Linked DNA regions of Homo sapiens: region 2 is linked to region 1. The links are chromatin loops, found by intact Hi-C in ENCODE. Cell type or tissue: heart right ventricle. All regions are shown on one strand.

What was found. A loop is a pair of places that touch in the nucleus more often than their neighbours do. Peaks named below come from ENCODE experiments on the same cell type or tissue, not always from the same donor. Only the 100,000 strongest peaks of a DNase experiment are listed, where the experiment ranks them.
Region 2: it touches region 1 in a loop (3.0-fold over the local background); 13 of 110 quality-filtered maps call a loop at or near these places.

Annotation. Positions count from the first base shown.
Region 1 is chr12:112,252,544-112,256,543 of GRCh38, reverse strand. HECTD4 (HECT domain E3 ubiquitin protein ligase 4) reads left to right here. Exons shown (of 76, transcript NM_001388303.1): 21 at 26-224; 22 at 2,382-2,501. Among named protein-coding and RNA genes, the nearest start is that of MIR6861, 91 kb to the right of the region's middle. In heart right ventricle, no CTCF peak of the experiment used is centred here; no DNase peak of the experiment used is centred here.
Region 2 is chr12:112,385,819-112,389,818 of GRCh38, reverse strand. No RefSeq gene overlaps it. Among named protein-coding and RNA genes, the nearest start is that of HECTD4, 5.4 kb to the right of the region's middle. In heart right ventricle, CTCF peaks have their summits at 2,089 and 2,288 (motif pointing right); DNase peaks (open chromatin) are centred at 1,929 and 2,268; H3K4me3 peaks cover 316 bases; H3K27ac peaks cover 520 bases.

The DNA.
Region 1 (4,000 bases):
AATCACTTTCTCTTTTTCTGTTTAGAATGTTAGAAGAGAAGGAAGAGCCAGGATTTCTCACTGGTTTAAAGATTCCTGCCCCATGGGCTGCTGGAAAGACTGTGGAAACAGTCCACCCCGTCAGAGACAACTATAAATTTAAAGAAACGGTCCATATCCCAGGAGCTCGCTGCCTGTACCTTAGATTTGATAGCAGATGCTCTTCGCAATATGACTATGACAAAGTAAGTAAGAACTGGGTTACTATTGGTTCCACCTCGAGTAAGCTGATTCTTAGATGCTTCTTATTTTTCTTTGCTGCTGGTCACCATTCTTGACTGATTTCTGTCTGCAGATATCTCTAAGGAGAACTTTCCTAAGATAAAGTTCTTATCTTTGAAGGGTAGTGATTGAGGGAGTTAAAGAAACACCACCTCTGCAGTCTAAGAACAATGTTTTAATGATATGTTGAAAGTGTACTTTGTAAGCTTTCAGGTGCTTAGATATATGAGAGGAAGGAAATGTTCCTTTTCATTCTGCTTACCCCCTGCCCTCCCTCCGTGCTTGAAGTTACCCCAGATGTGTGATGTCCATTCATCTAGAAAGGTCTCACTGCCCAATTCTTGGGGCTTCTCATGTATCTTTTGGGAAAAGGTGGCTTTTTAGAAGGGTTTCAGAGGTGCTAGGATCTGGTTTATATTTATTTAAACATTTGTTCTTTTTTTGAGGAAGAGTAGTTTCCAACCTGGTGGCTTAACAGTTATGAACGAAAGGAAGCATCTTAGGGGTTGAAGCATTTTCTTCTACTTAGAATTGTTGAATTGTAACCTGTCATGTGGTCTTAGGGGGAAAGGCTAATGAAATATGTAACATATGAAAGAACAGTTGGAGGATTATCTAATAGCTTCGTGCATACTATTTTTATGTAGCTTCTTAGTGATCTGTTTTCTCTCTCCCCTGTGAACTGTGTGAGGGCAAATGGGCTTAAATCCTAGCAGGGGATTCTGACTTCTGAGGCTGACTTTTAAAAAAATTCTATCCGGGGAGGTTTTTAGGTTAAAAATAAAGGACTTCTTAACTGTATATACTATGAGATGGTGAAACACATTTCTGGGCAAGTTATAGAATCCTCTTCCCCATTATCTTTTAGGATAGTGAAGATTCCCAGGTGTCCCCAAAGCCTTGTCTTCAAAACTCACCTTAGCTGGAAGCAAGAAAATATATGAGATGATCTTTAGTAGGCCTTTCAGAAACATATCTCTCCTAGCATCAGTCCACCGTAATTCATAGCTCCTGGCATTGGCTACCCCCATTTCCCAGGTTCAGGTGAAGTGACTTTTAATATAGAAATGGGAGAGGCTGCCATTTTAGTTGGTGTCGTTTTGTTTCTCCTTTAAAAACTGTATTTTGCATTTCCAATATGCGCTAACTTATGCCTGCAGTAGACATTAGTGTTAAATGGTGAAGCACAAAGAGGCTTACTACATGGATAAAAGTACATTTACTTTTCCAGTGGTCCCTGGCTGGTGTCAGCAAAAGGCCCCAAAGGGTAAGAAATCACGAAATAATAAGCATTCAGGGCTGAAGATAGAGCTACTAAATCTGAACTTAGATGCAGTGAGAAGCAGTCAGAGCGCACATTAGAAGACAGGGTTTGGTATTTACAGAAGCCAGAGCTTTATTTTTCCTATGGAAGTCTTTGAATGCCAAATGAGCTATAAATGTTTCTTCTGCCGATTAGAAAGTCAGCCAGCTGGTTATAAATGAATTAGAGAAATATTGATACATGAAAACTGACCCAAGAAGCAGCAGCCCCCTTTCTGGCCCAAATTTGTATCATTTTCTTTTTATACCATTAAGCAACATCCTAAGAATATATGGCTTATTTTCAATTTGTTGCATTTTTAAAAATTCTTATTTATTCATTGATTTTTTTTGGTGCTTTTATTTTGTTGTTGTGTTAGATATAACCATATTTCCATCTGTATTTGCTCACTTTATTAATTTTGGGGAGGACTTAAGGGGCCAAACTGTTATTAATGAGTTATTTGTTATTAATTAGCATTAAAATAGCTATTTCAAAAATATTGATGTACAATAACTGAGTATAACTATTTAATGTGAGGTCCCCAAGCCAATTAAAGTGTGGTAATATAAAAAGTATACTTCTTTTTATTAAGAATTGTTATTACTCTGTGGCTTCCCTGTAAATACCAATGACTGATTGCATCCAAACTAGTATCAGTTATACCTAAAAAAATCGGGAAATATTAGTTATACTATAATGACACCAATGCCTGGTTATAATTGTATTTTAAACAAATGTTTTTGCAGCCTTTTTATTTGTAGATGTTGTTTTTGTTTTTCTTTTACAGTCTAACAGTATATTTTCTGTTTTGAAGTTGGTGATATATGCGGGGCCTAACACAAACAGTAGGAAGGTTGCTGAATATGGAGGCAACACACTGGGATATGGCAGCCGTAGTGTCTTAGGAACTGGTTGGCCGAAAGACTTGGTGAAGGTATGGTATTCAGTCATAATCGCTTCCTAGAAAAGAAAATGAACTTGCAGTCCTCACAGGTCCAAGTACTAACTGTAATCCCAGAAAAACATTTGCCCTGGGGGCTTTTGTTGAGGTGGAGCCACCTTACCAGGCCTGTCAGCTCACTCCTTCTATTCAGAATGACCCTCCTTTCACTTGTAGGACATCAGACCCCTGTTCACTCCCTTTCACAAGTTACTCCATGCATAGAAGTTGTCACAGCATTTTCTTCCTTGTTGATTAAAAGGGTTGCTAGATCTTCCAGCTTAGTTCTCCTCTACACTCCCTGTTGACAAGTACCCTAGAACCACAAGGCCATTGCAGTGTAAAAGTATTGAGTTAATGTGTTCAGATGAATTTGGGCCTTTGGAGCAAAAACAATTATCCATTCTCAAACTGATGAAATTAGTGCCATGCTTTGTAATTTGGCCCTCAAACTACTTAACTGTGTATCTGCCTGGAATATGAATATAAGACTGAAATGTCTGTTAAAACCCAAAAATGTCTCCAAAGTCTGTTCCCGGGGCCTTTATTTCATATATGTTATGGACTCTCTTTAATTCAGCCATAGATGGCAAGCCATTTGTTAGAAATTATGGCCAGGTGCAGCTGCTCACGCCTATAGTCCCAGCACTTTGGGAGGCTGTGGCGGGCAGATCACCTGAGGTCGGGAGTTTGAGACCAGCCTGGCCAACATGATGAAACCCTGTCTCTACTAAAAATACAAAAATTAGCCGGGCGTGGTGGTGTGTGTCTGTCATGCCAGCTACTCAGGAGGCTGAGACAGGAGAATCGCTTAAACCCAGGAGGTGGAGGTTGCAGTGAGTCAAGATTGCGCCATTGCACTGCAGTCTGGGTGACAGAACGAAACTCCATTACAAAAAAAAAAAGAGAGAAATTATGCTCAAGGCCGAGCAAGGTGGCTCACGCCTGTAATCCCAGCACTTTGGGAGGCTGAGGTGGACAGACTGCTTGAGCCCAAGAATTTGAGACCAGCGTGGGCAACATGGTGAGACCTTGTCTCTACAAAAAAAAAATAAAAAAATTAGCTGGGCATGGTTCTGCACACTTGTAGTTCCAGCTATTCAGGAGGCTGAAGTGGGAGGATTGCTTGAGCCTGGGAGATTGAGACTGCAGTGAGCCATGATTGTGCCACTGCACTCCAGCCCGGGTGACAGAGTAAGACCTTGTCTCAAAAAAAAAAAAAAAAATTATTTTCAAGATTTGATTAACCTTTACCTTGATCTTGCTAATGGGCAACTGTGGCCCATTTCACAGATGCCTCATCCCAAAGGCGACCTCATCAGGAGAGACACTTAAAGGACTGGTTGTCTAAATGAGAGGGAATAGAATTTGAATCAAAAAGCAAATGAGAAAAGGAGTGAAATATTGCTGTGGTCCTTTTTGAAAGTAAACCTCTGAAATTCATTGCTCTTTTGAAATTGTGTATCTTGTTTTTAAAGTGCATTTCCCCCCCT
Region 2 (4,000 bases), 130 kb before region 1:
TAAAATGTAAATCATTATAAATGAATAGTCTCATGACTTTAACTGTTTTTCTTTCCAATTCTTGGTTCTCTGCCCTCCTTCCCCACATGTTTCTTCCCTAATACTTCCTATCTCAGGGAATCATAGCTCCATTTCTGTTATGGGCTGAACTGTGTCCCTTTGAAAATTTACATGATGAAGTCCTAACCCTCAGTACCTCAGGATGTAATGTTATTTGGAGACAGGGTCTTCAGAGAGAGAGAGAATCAAGTTAAAATGAAGTCCTTAAGATGGGGGCCCAATCCAATATGACTAATGTTCTTGTAAAAAGAGAAAATTTGGGCCAGGTGTGGTGACTCATGCTTGTAATCCCAGCACTTTGGGAGGTCAAGGCGGGAGGACTTCTTGAGTCCAGCAGTTGTAGGCAAGCCTGGGCAACACAGCAAGACCCCATCTTTAAAAAAAAAAAATTAGCCAGGTGTGGTGGCACATGCCTGTAGTCCCGGCTACTAGGGAGGCTGAAGAGGGAGGTTCACTTGAGCCTAGCAGGCTGAGACTGCAGTGAGCCGTGATCGTGCCACTGCACTCCAGCAACAAAGTGAGACCTTGTCTCAAAAAAAAAAAAAAAAAAAGAGAGAGACGAACAAATTTGGACACAGACACACACCAAGGGAAGACAATATACAGAGACATAGGAAGACTATGGTCATCTACAAGCCATGGAGAGAGGTCTGGAATAGATTCTTCTTTCAAAACTCTCAGAAGGGCCAGGTGTGGTGGCTCACACCTCTAATCCTATCACTTTGGGAGGCAGAGGTGGGCAGTTGCTTGAGCTCAGGAGTTCGAGACTAGCCTGAGCAACATGGCGAAACCCTGTCTCTACAAAAAAATACAAAAATTAGCCAGGCATGGTGGTGCATGCCCATGGTCCCAGCTACTCAGAAGGCTGAGGCGGGAGGATCACTTGAGCCTGGGAGGCAGAAGTTGCAGTGAGTTGAGATCGCACCACTGCACTCCAGCCTGGGAAACAGACTGAGACCCTGTCTCAAACAAACAAACAAAGAAACAAACAAAAAATCCTCAGAAGGAACCAACCTTGCTTACTTATGAAGGTAGATACCACCACCATCATCCCAGAAAACTGGGAAACAGGTAGGTGGAATTACTTCTTCATGGTAACATGCAAAAGATCTGGGACCAAATCCAAGCAGTCCATGATTCAAACACCACACTGCATTGCATGTGCTTTTTTTGGTGAATAATAGTATTGAAGTTTCCCCCACCATCCTCACATTCATTAACTCATACGTAGCAGTTACCAGCTTTAAACTCAACATCTTCCGGGAACCTCACCCCCAGACTAGGTGCCCGGACTTCTCATCCCCGTTGGAATGATTCCTTCAAGCAGCCTCCCTGTCTTTCATGAGAAAGGGAAGCTGCCAGTCTCCTTGGGAACTCGATCCTCAAACCTAACTCTGCCTGGCACAGAGTAGGCATTTAATGAATACTGAAGGAACAAAAACGTACAGTGTTTGCTTTTCCTTGAGTGAAAACTCTTCAATAATATCTTTTGTCCACTTTTCCTTTGTGCTAACAACTTTTTTATTTTTATTTTTATTTTTATTTTTTGAGATGGACTCGTTAGGTTGCCCAGGCTGGAGTGCAGTGGCGTAATCTCGGCTCGCTGCAACATTCATCTCCCGGGTTCAAGTGATTCTCATGCCTCAGCCTCCTGGTAACTGGGTAACTGGGATTACAGGCGCGCACCACCACACCTGGCTAATTTTGTAATTTTAGTAGAGATGGGGTTTTGCCCTGTTGGCCAGGCTGGTCTCGAACTCCTGACTTCAGGTGATCCGCCCACCTCGGCTTCCCAAAGTGCTGGGATTACAGGCATGAGCCATAACTTTTTGTTTTTGTTTTTTTGTGTTTTTGTGAGACGGAGTCTCGCTCTGTTGCCCAGACTGGAGTGCAGTGGCGCGATCTCGGCTCACCGCAAGCTCCGCCTCCTGGGTTCACGCCATTCTCCCGCCTCAGCCTCCCGAGTAGCTGGGACTACAGGCGCCTGCCACCGCGCACGGCTAGTATTTTTAGTAGAGACGGGGTTTCACCGTGTTAGCCAGGATGGTCTCTATCTCCTGACCTCGTGATCCACCCGCCTCGGCCTTCCAAAGTGCTGGGATTACAGGCGTGAGCCACCGCGCCCGGCCACAACTTTTTCTTAATCTAATTTTTTTGCAGGAGACGAATGTTAGCAAATTTCCAAGTCTGAACTACAAATCCCAGTGCAGCAAGGCCTGTGATGCACACAAGGTGGCGATGGAGGACATAGCATCTTTCAGAGCTCCCTGCTGCTGATGATCTTTTCAAATGAGAAAGGCATTTAATGCTGCTTCATCTTCTGGCTTTTCATCAATGTGGAGACCCGTCCTTTAGTTTTAGCAATTCAGTGGTGCTCCAAGGAGAATTTCCCCCTCCTCGTTTTCAAATATCTCTTTCATCTGATTTCTTTTCCCTGTTACCACATAGATCCACCCATGAGCCAAAATAATCTTCTTTGAAATAAAAATATGAACAGGGCCTACCAGAACACTTGGAAAAAAGATTTTGAGTAGGTGTGTGTGTTTCCTCTTTGAGACTGTAATTAGTAAGACGGAAATAATCAATCTCCCCCATAGGTTCTGTGTGTGTGTGTGTGTGTGTGTGTGTGTATTTTTTCCTTGGTGTTTTGAAAGGCCTTAAAAATTAACATGGCTGCCTCATCTAAAACCACCTTTAAGCTCTAATAAAGTTTATCAAGGACCACTTATCTTCACACCACACTCACATATTTTTGGACCCAGGAAGGATTACGAAGTCATTTTAGACAGTCAGCTGGTATAGAAAACCAGCAGAAGGGAGAGATATTGCAAAATCCCAGAGGGGCCCCAGCTTGAGCCAGGGCTAGCGAGTATCACGTCAGCAGCTGGGGCAGGAGGGAGATGATCTCCATCAACAAGCCTGCTGCTCCCTCTTGGGGAGATGCCTCCCAGGAGTAACTGAGGTCCAACCTAGTCATAGCTATTCTTCCTATTTTCCTCATATTTCTTCTCTGCTTCTAACTTAGGGTTGCCCAGCCAACACTTTCTCTTGCTCCTTTTCCCATCCTGATCCCCCATTCTTGAATAGAAGAGTAGAAATGACGATTCCAAAGAAAAGAAGTCATAAGCCATAAATCTTTCCTTCCTATAAATGAATGTCTTGTGTGTGTATGTGTGTGTTGTCTAGACTAGATACAGATTCTCTTCCTCGTAGCTTCCAACCTAAAGTTCTTTTGACCAGGCATTTTCTTTGTCTTGCTGATCTGTTCTAGAAATCCCTACTAAATGGTCTCCTTTCCGGAGGGGGTTCTATAAATATTAATTCATCAGCTGCCTCATCATGGTGCAGTGGCAGCCATGCAGTCCTATGACTAATTAATTACTGTTGCTAAAATATTAAATAACTATTCATTATGCAGTCTAAAGACTTTAAGCCCTAGATCTGTGCTGTTTTCATCACTTAGGCTGAAGGACAAGAGTTCCTGGGCACCTTGACTCCTGATCTTAAAACATCATTAAGAGTAGAAGAAATAAGACTAAGTATAGAAGAAATTTTATCTGAACTATTTAAGATGGTTAGAGTCCTGAATCTAAGCATTTAAAAATTGTGATGGGCCGGTCATAGTGGCTCATGCCTGTAATCCCAGTGCTTTGGGGAGGCCAAGGTGTGAATATCACGTGAGGCTAGGAGTTGGAGATCAGCCTAGGCAACACAGGCAGAGCCCATCTCTAAAAAAATTTTTTTAAAAATGAAAAAATACCAGCCTGGCCAACATGGTGAAACCCCATCTCTACTAAACGTACAAAAGTTAGCCGGGTGTGGTGGTGGGTGCCTGTAATCCCAACTACTCGGGAGGCTGAACCAGGAGAATCACTTGAACCCGGGAGGCGGAGGTTGCAGTGAGCCAAGATCTAGCCATTGCACTCCAGCCTGGGTGACA